Regions from separate parts of the Homo sapiens genome. Here region 1 is linked to region 2. Evidence: read pairs that join two places in POLR2A ChIA-PET (ENCODE). Cell type or tissue: PC-3. All regions are shown on one strand. Each heading gives the region's core, and the rest is flanking DNA. Links, peaks and the distances in the headings are about the cores only.

Region 1 (8,351 bases), core at 119-8,118, 310 kb before region 2:
ATTCACTTCAGTTTTAACTCCCCCTCTCTTTCTTTTGGCCAGAGACAAGAAATCAGAAATAAATATTGAAGTACCTAAAATAATTCTCTTCTGTTTCAGTATTCACAACTTCTTTTTTTAATCTTTACTTTTACTTTATTTTATTTTAGAGACAGGATCTTGCTTTGTTCCCCAGGCTGGAATACAGTGGCATGATCATAGCTCACTGCAGCCTCATACTCCTGGGCTCAAGGGGTCCTCCCACCTCAGCCTCCCCATTATCTGGAATTACAATGTGTGCCACTGCATCTGGCTAATTTTTTAAATATTTTTTTTGTCGTTGAGACAGGGTCTTGCTATGTTGCCAGTCTGGTTTTGAACTCCTGACCTCAAGTGACCCTCTGGCTTTCACCCCACAAAGTGCTAGGATTACAGGTATGAGCCATCATGCCTGGTCCACCACAATTCTTTTAAATTTACCCTTTTACTCAATCTTCCTTTGTAAAAAAAAACTATTATCTTATTTACCTTGGGTTCTGTAGTTATTAGGTAAATTAAAAATTACTAATTGTAGACTAAGACAAAACAAAGCAAAATAAAAGTCCATGAATCTTTACAACAATTTGAAATAATTGAAGGACTACACACTATTTAGAGAAACAAATTGCTAGCATAAATATCTTGAGGAAATTTAGACCTAGTCTTCCTATATTTATTTTCTGTTTTAAAAAATATCATTCAAATTTCATCCACATAGGGGTGATAAGACATATTTCACAGATCCATACTCATTCATTCATTAATTATTAAACATCTACAATGTGGTTGAGTATAAATTATTAAAAATGAAACATTAATATGAATCAGATGTATTAGTTGCTTGCAGCCTCATAACAAAAAGTAGACATGCATTTATTCAGATGTATTGCAAGCATAAATAATGACAAGATCAGGGATATAAGAGATGAAATTCCAGATCTTAAGAAGTTTATTAGCTAGAGTGGTGAGAGAGATTTAAATATGTACAATTTTAATACTGTGTGATAAAGTATTGCAAATAGAACAGTGCCTAATTTTCATAAAGTTTTTAGGTTTTTAGGAGAGCTTCCATAATGTCAGAAATGTTTTTTTTTAAATATAAGAAGCAAATTAGCTGTACATTCAAAAAAGTACAATGAATGAAAGAAAGGATTAAGTTCTGGCTGGGCACGGTGGCTCACGCCCGTAATCTCAACACTTTGGGAGCCCGAAGCGAGTGGATCGCTTTAAGTCTGGAGTTCAAGACCAGCCTGACCAACATGACGAAACCCTGTCTCTACTAAAAAACACAAGAAGTAGCAGAGCACGTGGCGCATGCCTGTAGTCCCAGCAATTCAGGAGGCTGAGGTACAAGAATCGCTTGAACCCCGGACGTGGAGTTTGCAGTGAGCCGAGATCGCGTCACTGCACTCTAGCCTGCGCAACAGAGCAAAACTTCCTCTCAAAACAAAACAAAACAAGACAAAGAAAGGATTGTCGTTTTAAAACGATGGAGAAAATACTCAGTTTCTGAATGAGTGACACTAGAGAAGTCAGACTGCATGGGTGTGAATCTGTATTACATCACCTACTATTCTGTGTGACCTTGAGAAATTAGCCCCGTTCTGGACAGAGTAGGGAAAACAATAGTACTGATATCAAAGACTTATTTTAGAGATTAAATGCGGAGGTAGAGATAAAGTGCTTAAAACTATGCCCAGCACTCAGCAACTACTCAATGCATACAGTATGGCAAGAGGAAAAAAGGAATGACTCTAAAGCGGTGAAACCTGACAAGCACTACCTCAGGTCAACATCAACAGTAATGTCATGTTGAAAATATGTACTTTTTATATAATTTGATGAGAATGGCACTTTAGCTCTGTGGCCTTCTTCAAAAGATCACATAACCCCAGTCTGATCAAGAGAAAAACATTAGATAAACCTCAATAGAGAAACTTAATAAACGTCAAACAAGTCAACTAAGATAAAATGTGACACTTCCACCAAACGTCTTTCCAAAAAAATACCTGTTAGCTGACTCCAATCACATCTCCATTACTCTTCTTGTAAAATGTGAATCAAGCCCAAACATGTAGCATTTATTGACCAACATAAAAAAAATCTCTGAACTTTGGAAATGGTCTTTTAAAGATATTTCTATGCCTTGGAGCCATTTGTGACTCAGTAAGAATGAGTTATGTTTATGGGTAAAAGAATGAGTGAGAATAGTAGCACATATAAAAAACAAAAGAAATGGTGGATGAAGAAAATTGAAAATGGGAACCCAGCAAAAAAAATAAATACTAAATCAGGGCAAGTAGATAAAAAATGTGCACAAGTACAAAAAGGGATAACCTGTTATGATATTGTATTTTTTAGCTCCAATTGTCTTAATTTTGTGTGTGTGTGTGTGTGTGTGTGTGTGTGTGTGTGTGCGTGTGTGGAAGGTGTAGGTTGCTGTTGCGGTTTCACATATAACAATGACAAAAGACGTGCCTCTAATGTTTTCAATCACTTGAGGACTAATTTTAAAGACTGCAGCAGGATGCTATCGTAAGTGATCTGTGTTACATATTTCTTTAGTGCCCGTTATAAACCAAATGCCATTTGAATACTTAAAGGTGAAAGTTCCTGAATTCATGTATTTTCTTGGTCTTCTGAAGCACCAGAATTTTATAAGAACAGAAAAGTAAACATTGGTTTGCACCTCTTGAACCCTACACTTGAATACAGGAAAGTTCAGTTAATGGTATCTCAGTATGCTGCATGTCATGTGCAAGTCATATGGCATAACTTAAGGTGTGTGTGAGTTTGAAATATACTGATACAAGAAAGCTTTTGAAAGTTTGTTGACGGTCTGCTTAAAATCATTTCCAAGAGAGAAATGTTTCTCAAAAAATATTCTCAGTAAGCAGAAATAAAGGGACGCTCATTCAAAGACAGGAAGCTGTGTAAAATGCTCTGTCCTCTATCCCTCTCTTGTAACTCACAAAGCACCTTAGTTTAGAAAAGGCTGCAATAAAGACACTAGTTTTCCTTTTTAATTTTTACTGTAGTCTTTTCATGAACTTATTTGGCATGTTTTACAATTTATTTTTTAAATAATAATATCCAGAGGAATTATGTTCCACCATTTACACGATGGAAAACATTGCTTTTATTATGCAATAGAAAAAAAAAAGAAATAAGCTGAAGCCAGTGTTCTGGAGCCAGCAATGCCTTTGCCAAATCGTGCAAACTTGGGCAAATCCTTTAAGGCTTCCGTGTTGTTTCTTCATCATACATTACCTTAGATATAGGATTTTATTTCGGAATACCTTTTGTTCAGAGTTGCATTGTGCAATGTAACCTCATAATGGAGAAAACTCGCATTTATTCTTCACATTATCGGCCACAATGTTTTGGATCTTATGCACCAGTACTATTTATTAATTAATTAATTTATTTTAATAGGTGGACCACAATGGACGGCCAACTTATATTTTAGGAATATGGAATTCACAACAATATCCAAAACCTATTATATCATTGTCAGTTTATTAATGAAAATGTACCAACATCAAATTTTTAGAAAAGAGAAAACTTAAGAATAAGGAACATAAATTATATTAAATAAATATATTCACTGTAATTATATTCTTATGTTGCAAACAACCCAACTTCAAAAAGATCAATGCAAGGCCAAGGGATGGAACTTTGAGAAGTATTGCTTCTCCAAATATAGGTATCTAAATTCTCATAAAATTCCTGATTATAATATTCCATATTTGAAATGTTTCTAGTATTTATTAATAGTACTTTATGTTGCTATTTACAAGTGAAATAAGGAATATAGTAATTCCAACCTTTTAATTTAACTTAGTTCCGTTTAGCCAAGGATTAAGAGGCTGTACACACTAAATCCTTCATATCTTTTGGACCTTATTAGAATTATGTGTCAGTTACAACAGCTTAAACACTTGAGATATTATAGCATTAATTGTAACCACAGTATGGTTTTTCTTCCTTCTCTCTCTCCCTCTCGCTCTTGGTTGCTGACTTTTAGTTAGGTGCATGGATCATGGCTGCCAACTTTACTCACAGCCTTGGCCTCATGACTAAGTTTGGAAAAATGATATTTGAGTAAAAGTCAGGCATGTGATTTGTAGGTCACCTGTTTAAAAATGAAACCTCTTAGCCAGGCATAGAGGTGTGCACTTGTAGTCCCAGCTACTCAGGGGGCTGACAGAAAAATTGCTTGCACCCAGGACTTTGGAGATGCAGTTAACTATGATTATGCCACTGCATTCCAGCCTGAGTGACAGAGCAAGACCCTGTCTCAATAAATAAATAAATAAGTAAATAAATAAATAAATAAATAAATAAAATGAAGCCTTTTGCCTTAAGCTTCCTCTTTTCTTCTTCCCACTAGCAGACTGGATATAGCGGTGGCTAGCTTCAACCGTTGAGACAAGGACAACTCTATGAAACGGCATAGTAAGAAAATAAAAGAAACACAGGTCTTCGAATGGTGTTATAGAGCAGAGCTGTTCTGTTTTGCACCACTCAGCTCTGTCTCATGAGAGAGAACTGTATTAATGTTTTATTTAAGCCACTATATTTTGGAGTATCCTTACTACAACATCTTAACTTTAACTAATGCAGGTATTTAAATAGCAAATAATTTCAGTCATTGTAAACAAAATGAAACAAAAATGGAAGATAGAAAAAAATCACTACTATTTAAAAGTTCAATTTATTAGGTTTATACTTTTTTCTGCTTAATTTGTGAATTTACTGAAAATAAATGCATTTTGTGATTAGCAACTTGATTAGGAATTTAAAAATTTATGAATTAGTTAATCCAAAATAGTATTTAAGGCCAGAATAAGCAGATACGGCAGTTAAAATATCCATTTCAGGTAGCTGTTTTATTAACAAAGGTGCATGTTAAAATTATAATTACAGAATAATATTAGTTATTCTTAATAGCAGCCAAATAATATATTTTTTTACAAACTGCCTCCTACATGAAAATAGAATTTTAGATCGTGTCTTTTGTGAAACTAATTTATTTAATGTAAATAAATTGATGTATTTAGTAACTATTATGTGCCACCAATATTCTCAGTCCAAATATTGTTACACTTGGATTTGTGATCAAATCATTATTCACACATAAATTGGGGTTTTACTTCTAAAGATGTGTTGTGGTTGTGCAAGTCTATGAGAAGTTATTCATGGACAGACATTTAATAATCTGCTTAAGCAAAGTACTAAATGTGAGATTTCTGGGTGTAACCCATCCTGTGTGGGGAAAACATAAATGATAATTTGACCAACTTTAAATGAAGATTCTTTGTGGGCAATATTACACCAATTTTTTTTCCCAACTGAGAAATGCAGCAATTAAGAAGTATACATGGGAAAACATAAACATCAAAATATGACATTATTTCTGGTTGAACTTAACAAGAGAATGTGACTCTAATACCCTACCCAGGATAGCTACCTAATTTATTGGGCCTATTTTGAGACAGGGATAGCAGAATATTAAACCAAACATTGTACTCTTCTAAGCATGGGACTCTGTACAAGTGCACAGGTCATGTATCCATGAAGCTAGCCCTGAATTTCTCTATATTCACATATAAATAGTGGAATTCATTTTTCAGAAGAATATCTTTCTATTGCAGCCACAAAAGGAATTCTGACTTTCTTCCCACTTGTCAATCACAGTGTGCCCTCAAGGCCAAGAGGGTCTGAAGGGACCAAGCTTTGGGCTAGATGTGAAGAGAAGGGAGATGTTCTCTCTATGCTTCCACAAAGAAAATGATTCTACTTTATGGGCTAAACAGTGTGTGCTAAAGCGAGAGAAGTACTTCTCCTCTCAATTTACAAATTTTTGTCCACTTGACGTATTGGATTTGGTGGTAAATGTGTTTCTTTCCTGGCCAGGGGAAATTCCTGGTCAGCCCCAGGAGTGCTAAAGTTAGAGGGTTGGGGCTGGAGTTAGGGCATAATATTAATTCTGTTCCCCTATCTCCAAATTCTCAGTCAATTGGGTGATTTAGAAAAAAAAAAATAGGAATCCAAATACCAGTTTCTGTGTATATTACTAGAAGAAGTCTATTGAAGAACTTGGTTTGAACTGAAGGTCAAAGTTAGGTTTGATACTATCCACCCCCGACTCCACCCCTGCCCCACCAAATTCACCTCTGTACTTAAATGTGGGAAAATTTGGGTCTCCATAGCAGACACTTTCCAAACCAGCCATATAAAAGATCTTGTCTTGTCTCATCCTATGTTCTAAAACAAGAGATTTGTGATATTAACAAAGAAAACTGTGGACACAGTTATAGCTGACTTAAATCATATTCCTGTTATTGGGACAAACCTATCAAAATGAATGGAAGAATGAAATCATCTTTCCATTAAAAAGACTAAAGTTCCAATTTTATAGGATAGTAGGAATCTGAGGAGAAAAAAAAAAAACAACTACTAAATTCTTTCTATGTCACATAGCTCCAGCACCTTGGCAGGCATCTGAGTACTATGGAGAAGGAAGCATTTGCTTTCCTTTCTTTTCCTTTCCTTCAACTCTGCCATGGTAGCACAAAAATAGCAGCTATAGTAATATGTAAACAAACGTTATTTTAAAAAATTGGTTGCAGGCCAAAATTTGCTGATCCCTGTTCCAGAACTATTAAATGACTCAATTTAGGGAATGTTTCCCTAGGATTTAGAATACATTCAGTTGTGAATTTTCTTCATATTTAGTGAGCTTAATTTTGTAAATCATGAAATTAAAATTATCAAATAAGAAAATTGTCATACATTTTGAAGAGTTGTATTTGATACAAAGTATTTAATAAATGGTGTTGGGAAAACTGGCTAGCCATATGTAGAAAGCTGTAACTGGATCCCTTCCTTACACCTTATACAAAAATTAATCCAAGATGGATTAAAGACTTAAACGTTAGACCTAAAACCATAAAAACCCTAGAAGAAAACCTAGGCATTACCATTCAGGACATAGGCATGGGCAAGGACTTCATGTCTAAAACACCAAAAGCAATGGCAACAAAAGCCAAAATTGACAAATGGGATCTAATTAAACTAAAGAGCTTCTGCACAGCAAAAAAAACTACCATCAGAGTGAACAGGCAACCTACAAAATGGGAGAAAATTTTCGCAACCTACTCATCTGACAAAGGGCTAATATTCAGAATCTACAACGAACTCAAACAAATTTACAAGAAAAAAACAAACCACCCCATCAAAAAGTGGGCGAAGGACATGAACAGACACTTCTCAAAAGAAGGCATTTATGCAGCCAAAATACACATGAAAAAATGCTCATCATCACTGGCCATCAGAGAAATGCAAATCAAAACCACAATGAGATACCATCTCACACCAGTTAGAATGGCGATCATTAAAAAGTCAGGAAACAACAGGTGCTGGAGAGGATGTGGAGAAATAGGAACACTTTTACACTGTTGGTGGGACTGTAAACTAGTTCCAACCATTGTGGAAGTCAGTGTGGTGATTCCTCAGGGATCTAGAACTAGAAATACCATTTGACCCAGCCATCCCATTACTGGGTATATACCCAAAGGACTATAAATCATGCTGCTATAAAGACACATGCACATGTATGTTTATTGCGGCACTATTCACAATAGCAAAGACTTGGGACCAACCCAAATGTCCAACAATGATAGACTAGACTAAGAAAATGTGGCACATATACACCATGGAATACTATGCAGCCATAAAAAATGATGAGTTCATGTCCTTTGTAGGGACATGGATGAAATTGAAAATCATCATTCTCAGTAAACTATCGCAAGAACAAAAAACCAAACACCGCATATTCTCACTCATAGGTGGGAATTGAACAATGAGATCACATGGACACTGGGGGGAAACATCACACTCTGGGGACTGTTGTGGGGTTGGGGGAGTGGGGAGGGATAGCATTAGGAGATATACCCAATGCTAAATGATGAGTTAATGGGTGCAGGACACCAGCATGGCACATGTATACATATGTAACTAACCTGCACATTGTGCATATGTACCCTAAAACGTAAAGTATAATAATAATAAAAAATAAATAAATAAATAAAAGAATTTAAAAAATGGGGGAGAGTGAAGAAAATAACCAAAATTTAAATTTTAATTATGCCAGGCATTTTGGCTTAGAAACCATTTAGAAAATGACTTCCATCAGGAAAACAGTTGGTTTAATGAATTAGAGCATTAACACTAAGAGCCTTAGGTTCATGACTCAACTGTTATTACTCTTGCCATTTGCAAAGCTTGCTTAGGGCTTCGTTTTTGAGACAAATGAAAAAAGGATTTAA
Region 2 (8,351 bases), core at 175-8,174:
ACATTTACAAAATAGCTACAAGTAAGTATTTTAAATTTTGAATTATTTAGAATTATATACCCTCACTGTCAATAGGAATAAAAATCTCCCTGAAATAGGTTTAATAATAATACACCAATAGGTTTAGCAGGGGTTATGTTTTGGATGTAAAATTATAAATGATTTTTCTTTCTTCTTTGTGTTTTTTATATCTAAATACATGAAAACAAACTGAAAATGCCAGAGAGACAGTGGACATGTTTGAAATATAGGCCTGAAAAAGCCACATTTAGTAGCTAGTGGAAGTTTCATCTAAATCTTCAGGCACATTTCCAGAGATGGCCTCTTTTTGTACTGGTGTTAATTTCCTAAGAGAAAAAAGGCCCTTCCTCATTTTCTTTGTGCAGAAAGTATTAGAAAACTAATGCATGCATACATCTGGAATATTATTTACCAGCTTTGAAATTGCTAGTATTCGTGTTGCATTTTTGAATATTCAACATTCATTAATGATCCTAATGAATCTATTTTGACTTATATATGCAACAATAATAGTATTACTTATTCACTTCTTTATGGAAGAAGAAAGAGAAGCTTCTATATTCCACAATGTCCCTCAAATTACTTGAAAATCAAGACTCTGGCAAAGCATTTGTTTTGTAATCCTAATAATAATTTCTCTCTTTTCTTGTTACTCACTCATGTTTAGCATTTCAACCTAAATTCAATGCAGAATCACAATTTTCTTTTGTAAGAAATATTTTATTCAATACTTTGTATTTTATTTATTTTAACGTCTGGAGAGATCATGTAACGTTAATAGGGTGAATGCCTGATGACTGAGCCTTTGAAGTAGTTTAGGTCAAATGACCCTTTGTAGTAGCTTAAAGGAAGCCTCAGGACATTGTGCTGAAGCTCAACTCCTCTCTGACAGAGTCCTCACCGAGGTTTTCCGCCAAAAATTATTCACTTCGTGGGTATTATTAACAAATTTTTGCCTGAAAACCTTTGTATACCAAGATCTGTAGGTTATATGTGAAATTAAGTTTTTAAATAAAATTTCAGAAATGGAATATTCAAAAGGTACCGTTGTCAGAGCTGTGAGGTTTTGGTGCTGGCTTGGCTCTCGTTTCCTTAGAAAATCATTGACTATAAAATCCATTTCTCAGAATAGCAGGAAATAAAAATAATTGTCAAATATTGGTTTATGCCTTATTTTTTAATCTCAGTCATTTCTTCAATTCTGATTGCCTGCCTTGCATAAGAATCTGAAGCTGATATAAGAACCCCAGCGGTACCCATTCCTTTACCCTGACATATTCTAGTGTTAATTTCTAGTTGCACACAGGAATTTACCACTCTGGCCTTAACTAGTTATGAGAATAAATGCAAAAGCCTGTAATCCCAGCACTTTGGGAGGCCAAAGTAGGCAGATCCCTTGAGCTCAGAACTTTGAGACCAGCCTAGGCAACACGGTGAAACCCCGTCTTACAAAAAATACAAAAATTAGCCGGGCATGGTGGCACATGCCTGTAGACTTAGCTACTTGGGAGACTGAAGCAAGAAGATTACTGGAGCCCAGGAGGTCAAGACTGCAGTGAGCCAAGATTGTGCCACCGCACTCCAGCCTGAGCCACAAAGCAAGACTCTGTCTCCAATTAAAAAATAATAATAAGGTGCAAAAATGATCATTTAAGTTCCTCCTTGCAGCATTATAAATATAATGAGCAGAGGGTCCCAGGGAGTTTTTGTGGCATTCTTCTTTATAATAGATACATAATATTATTGTTGCCTTCTTAATCTCAAATGTCATTCAATGTTACACATTTTGTGGTGGTTCTATACAGGCACGGATCTGGAAAAAACGTGAAACAAACATACAAAACAAAACAAGAAACATGATATTGGTATTAAAATACCTAAGACAGGAATAATTTTTCGTGTAAAGTAAAATAGACAATGTTAAGAGAATTTTGGGAGAGTCATTGCTGCTTTATTCCCACATGGTCAGTCTGTCAGTCAAAATAAATAGTAAAGGTGAGTCTGGTTAGTTCTAACGCAAGAAACTTAAGAAAGGTCAAAAAGAGGTTAAAAAAAAGAATAGGCTGTTATAAATGTGTGCAGTCTCAAGAGGTATTCAGTAAAGATTGCATGAGTTGGGAGTGGAAGCAGTTGCAGAATTTACTAGTGTTCAATACTTAACACTTGAGAAATGAAGTGGAAAGTCACCTGGATATAAATACAGCAGAAAAAAAGTGGCGAAAAAGAAAATTATAGACCTAATGGTTAAGCACAGTTGTCATTTTAATCTGGTTCGCACAAGTAATTAATTTATTCATATTCCCAGACACATCTCTTATTAATTTGGGTTAGAAATAATTTTGAGATAGAATCAGTGGTAGAAATTATTTGATATATTTGGAATGCTAACAGTTGTGACAATCAGAGAATAATTTACTTCCTTTCTTTCATCAGTACATTTCTTAGTGATTCCTTAGACTTCAGATCCTGGAGCTTTCTTGACAGATGTTTTCCACATTTTTTCTTTTACAGATGTAGAAACAGGGACACTGAGAAATTAACATACTTTTGGTTAATACATTAAAGAAGAGGAATAGTATCAAGTTTTCTTCCAAAGTCAGAGTTCTTTCCACTGCATTATGACTCTTGCTATTATACCATACAGGGAAGTTGGGGAAGAAACATAGAAAATATAAAAGCTTTAAGTCTGTTTTAGAAAATAAGCCTGCTATAATTCTCTGTGCTATATGATATCCACACTGGTAGCATACATCTAGTCATGATTTTCCACTGGCTTTCAAATACAATCTGAAAGCATTAGCGCACTATGACCTGGCCCTCGGTCTCCACAATGTGTCTTCACTGTTATATTTAATTCTACTTACTCATTGTACATTGCCTCAAACTGGACTTGGCATGCTTCTGATCTTTACACTCCTGCAATTATGTAGTCACCTCTGTACCTTTGTTCTTTCCCCTCATCTAAATGCTACCTATTCATGTAGCATTACCAGATACCCTAGCCAGAAAGACTCCTACTGTTCTTTGAATTTCCATAAGAATTCTATCTATGGTGGTCTCTCTTACGATAGATCTCTTCTATTTTGCTCATCATGATGGGCGTCTGTATAGATACTATCTGCTCTGCTAGTGTGTATTAACATGTGATGATAGGACTGGTGTCTTTAACTAGTAACCTTCAATATTCAGTAAGTGTTACCTGGTGATCCCAGTTACCTGAAGATCCCAGTTACCTGAATAGGTGAGCTCTTTCCTGTTTGGTGTCACAAAGCAAATACGGGAAACACTAAGTGGGCACTGAGCAGCGTGGGCTTTATTTGATGGCCTGAAACAGAGAAGTCGGAGTGCAGCTCCCACATCTACTTCTCAGCTCCCAAGAACCAAGAAGCTATAGATACAGGGTATCTTTAATAAAATAGTTGGGTGTTAAAAGCAAGGGGGGCAATATTTATGCTTTTCTTGGGAAAATATGGAGATTCTTCTGGAATCAGGGAGTCACCTCTTTTCCGTCCTTTTTTTAGTCTCTCTCAGTCATTGTCATGGTGATAGTCTACTATCATGGTGCCAGGTGACATGTAATTTAGTATGGAAATTGGATTATAATGAAGTTAGATATTCTTCAGAGGTTGAGTAAGCTGCCACTGTGAATTTTGCCAGCGCTGACTGGTTTAGTCATAAGAAAGAACTTCTGACCACAGACATTGGTTTCCTAAAAATAAGTAGAGCTAAGGCTAAGTAGGAATTCAGCTATGTCATGTAGGCATTTTATTAGGCAACAAAAGCCAGGTGGGATGTAGCTAAGTCCCATAGGCACTGCAATAAGTAACATAAGAAGACAATTAAAAAATTGTTGAATGAGTAAGAGATATTCTAGGAGTAAAATATTTTGCAATGTTACGTAGCCATCCACAATTTTAAATTATTTTTTAATGGGAAGACAATAAAACCAAGTTAAAGAAATTGCTTATTACAGCTGATCTAAAAAATATTTCAGGCATATTTATATATATGTATACTACATTTAAATAATTATTCATTAAAATTCTCTATTAAAAACACCCTATTTATAAAATATGTCTTACAATATAACATGAGAGCAAAATCATTAGGTCCATGGAGATTTATGGTAAAGTATACAGAACACTGAATTAAGAGTTAGAAGACCTGACTCACTCCTGTACAACTTACCATGTCAACTTGTGCAATAAATTATGCTTATAAATTTCAGTTTCTTTGTATGTTAAATGCAAAGAATGTAATCACCCAATGGGTTCTTCCTGCCAGCTGCACAGACAAAAATTAATTCACTGAGACAATGGCTTGAAGTAAAGAGTTTAATTGATGTGAGACCAGCCCACATGGGAGAACTGGACTTATCACTCAAATCAGTCTCCCCAAAGGCTCAGAGGCTATGGTTTTTCAAGGACTGTATGGTGGCAGGGGGATAGGGAAGGGGGACTGTCGATTGGTTGGGGATGAAATCATAGGGATTTGGGAAATGGTCCTTGTATGCTGAATCCCCTTCTGGGTGGGGCCACAGGACTGATTGAATCGTGAGTTGTGGGTTTAGAAATGCAGAAATTTGGCTGGGCAGGGTGGCTCACACCTGTAATCTTAGCACTTTGGGAGGCTGAGGCTGGTGGATCATGAGGTTAGGAGTTCAAGACCAGCCTGGCCAATATGGTGAAACCCTGTCTCTACTAAGAATACAAAAATTAGCCAGGCGTGGTGGCATATGCCTGTAATCTCAGCTACTCAGGAGGCTGAGGCAGGAGAATTTCTTGAACCTGGGAGGTGGGGGTTGCAATGAGCGGAGATTGTGCCATTGCACTCCAGCCTGGGTGACAGAGGGAGACTCCGTCAAAAAAAAAAAAAAAAAAAAAAACAGAAATGCAGACATTTGAAAAAAATCTCAAAAGACCAATGTTACTTTATACAATAGTGATGTTATCCACAGGAATAATTGGCAAAATTATAAAACTTGAGACCTCCAGAACAATGACTGGTTATCATTTAACCATGCCTACATCTAGCAGAATTCAGGCCCCTCTCATACTCCTATCCTTATGGCCTATCATTAGTTCTACAAAGGCCATTTAGTTTTGGGGAAAGGCTACCATCCTCTTTGCTTTAAGGTTAAACTATACACTAAATTTCTACCAAAGTTAGCTTGTCCTACACCCAGGAATGACCAAGGACCAAGGACTGGTTGGAGGTTAGAAGCAAGATGGAAACAATTATGTCAGATTTCTCTTACTGTCATAAGTTTGCAAAGGTGATTTCAATAATATTACATATCTAAAAACTTGATTAACGATTTCATGAAAACACTATGGAGAGAACATATACTATATAAAGAACATTATAAATTAAAGTTTATGTATTACTCTATGTAACATACAAATACCAATACTAATTTTAAATGAAGACATCTTCAAAAAACAGACTGACCTGTGAACAAATAATCATGCTACATTGTGGAAAAAATGCTACAATAGACATATATAAAACATGTATGCTAGGTGTATAGATTGCTTTCCTGTCTCATATCTCTTATCAACATTTATCAAGGAAGCTCTATTACTGTTTTAAAGAATTTCTTCCCAAGATTTCACTATAGTATTTTCAGGAAAATACAAAATTTCAACATTATAGATCATTACTCTGGTGCTATTGAGTTTGAAATAAAAATAATGAAATGTTTTATTAGTCTAACAATTTTAGTTAAGTGTTAATAATAATCTAATACCCTACCACTGATAGTAATAGAAAATTCATGAAAAAATGGGTCCATAGGTCCTACATTTCTAAAACTTTTCTATTATTCAACAAAAATGTTTTTAGTTTTTCTTTCTTATTCTTATTGATAACTTAATAGAGTATATAGTCTTGTATTGATATTTATTTTTACTCACATTTTAAAAATATTTTAATATTACTTGGTATCTGATTTTTGCTTTTCAAATGATGGTTTTTAGACTGGTGTTCAAGCTTTTTACTTTTAAAAGTGACGACATGCTTTTGATGTACTAAAGATTTGCTGGCATTTCTAGGTGTGAATTTATTTTTATTTTGTTCCTCAGAACTTGTCATGCTTCCTGAATCCAAGGACATTATTTCTTAACATTCACATCTTTTCCATCTCTTTATTTCTCTAGACTGCCTTATAAAATGGTTTTCAACATCTATCTTTCAGTGGATATAGTCTTCCTCTGGGTCTAATATATCATTTTATGTTTTTCTTTTCAATATTTTAAAAAACATTTCTAGAATGAGTATACTGTTACTTCCCAATCTGCTTGTCCTTTTAAAGATTGTTTTTCTTTTCTTATAAATGGTTTAATTATTTAACTAATTTATATAATTATTATAAACATAATCATTTTATATTCTACTCACATATACATTATTGAGATCCAATTACCCCTACTATTTACTTTGTCTGATAAATAGACTTCAAGAAATGAATATTGATTATTTTTGTGTCTTATAATGTTTAGTTACAAGATCATGTTTGATTGGGATTATTTTCCTTTATTTCTCCCTATGAAAATCCCTTGTGTTTGGGTTGTAAGTGTATCTTTTTAGCATGATTTTGTATTTGATTCATCCAGAAGCCTAGCCTAAATCAAAATATTATGCTAATTTTGTGACTTGGGGTTCAGGAACAATGCAGTAGATCTAAACTTGATTTTTTTTAAAAAAACTGTGTTCTTTAAAAGTAGTTTAGAAATTATCAATAATGCAAAATATACAGCTGTAGAGTATGATGATAGCAGTAATAATAGCCAAATAAATATGGCTTTAAAAAATTCAAACACTGGCATATTTAAATTAAACACTGTATTGGTCCATTTTCACACAGCTATAAAAATACTACCCAAGACTGAGTAATTCATAAATAGAAGAGGTTTAATTGACTCACAGCTCTGCATGGCTGGGGAGACCACAAAAAACTTACAATCATGGTGGAAGGTGTAAAGGAAACAGTCACATCTTACATAGAAGCAGGCAAGAGAGCATGTGATAGAAAGCGAAGGGGGAAAAGCTCCTATAAAACCATCAGATCTCATGAAAACTCACTCACTTTCATGAGAATATGATAGGGGAAACTGCCCCTATGATCCTATCACCTCCCATCAGGTCTCTCCTTGAACAATTGGAGATTACAATTCAAGAGGGGATTTGGGTGGGGACACAAAGTCTAACCATATCTGACATGAAGCCCCCACTAACAAGATGTGTATATGTGCATGTGTGGGGTTTTATTCTGTGATAAATGCATGTGCACAATGGGATTTGCCAAATTTGAGAGGCTAGAGAAAATTAATAATTCTATAATAGTGTGTGTATATGACAAGGTAGGACTTTGAATTATACAAATAGCATCCCAGAGATATCTTTAAGGCATATGGAGCTGTCTGGAAAAGTGACATGCAAATAGTAGTTGCTTAATACATGCTTGAACTTTTTAGCTTAAAAAAAGTATAATTATAATTATGTTTTTAATAATAAGGCTTATGGCAAAAGAAATACATACAAGGGAAGAAGAAGTTAGGCTACAACAGTAATTATCCAGTCAAAAACTCATTAAGATGGTGGTAGTGGAAATAAATATTGATTTTTAGACTCTAGAGATATTGCAGAGGTAATACTAAGAGAACAGTATGAAAATTTGGATCTGAGACTGAAGAAAAAAAGTTTAAAATATTATTATTATTTCTATAGTTTCCCAATTTATAACATGATTGGAAATAAGAGATATTTTAGAGGAGAAAATTAGTGCTTGATTGGGACTTTATGAGTTTGAAATTCCTCCAGGAACTTTACATACATGGGTACTATAGCTCATTACAAACATTTATCAGGGAATGTTCACCATACAAGCAAAAGTTAAATTTCTATGACTGAATGAGATTTCTAGGATAGAATGTGAGTGGGAAATGAAAATATTAAAGATGGAGTCTTGGTGATTGCATGCTTATTTACACAACTTGAAAAAGAGTAATCAACTAAAAAGAAACTGTCAAAAATGAGGAATTAGGAAAGAGTTATAATCTAAAACACAGAGCAGAAGAATTTTATGGTGAATTACTTAAATAATCAGTGCTAAAGAGGAGAATTTTAAAAAGCCATTTGATTCAACAGGTAAAAAGATGTTGCTGATATTAACTGAAACATTTTCTGAAGTGGGGTGGATGCTTACTTACTTAAATAAGTTGAAGCACTGGGATCTCCTTAATTTCTACATATCAGAAGCTGTATTGCTGCAAACCCTTGTGGAGCAGTTGACACGGCTTGGAATTGTATTTATACAGCACTTTGCATAA

Evidence for each region. Peaks named below come from ENCODE experiments on the same cell type or tissue, not always from the same donor. Only the 100,000 strongest peaks of a DNase experiment are listed, where the experiment ranks them.
Region 1: POLR2A ChIA-PET joins it to region 2 with 5 read pairs; 1 of 35 experiments calls an interaction of 5 or more read pairs at or near these places.

Annotation. Positions count from the first base shown.
Region 1 is chr10:65,616,592-65,624,942 of GRCh38, reverse strand. All of the region lies in intron 3 of LINC01515 (long intergenic non-protein coding RNA 1515), which reads right to left. Among named protein-coding and RNA genes, the nearest start is that of LINC01515, 49 kb to the right of the region's middle. In PC-3, for the core only: no CTCF peak of the experiment used is centred there; a DNase peak (open chromatin) is centred at 4,102.
Region 2 is chr10:65,308,998-65,317,348 of GRCh38, reverse strand. No RefSeq gene overlaps it. Among named protein-coding and RNA genes, the nearest start is that of LINC01515, 260 kb to the left of the region's middle. In PC-3, for the core only: no CTCF peak of the experiment used is centred there; a DNase peak (open chromatin) is centred at 3,738.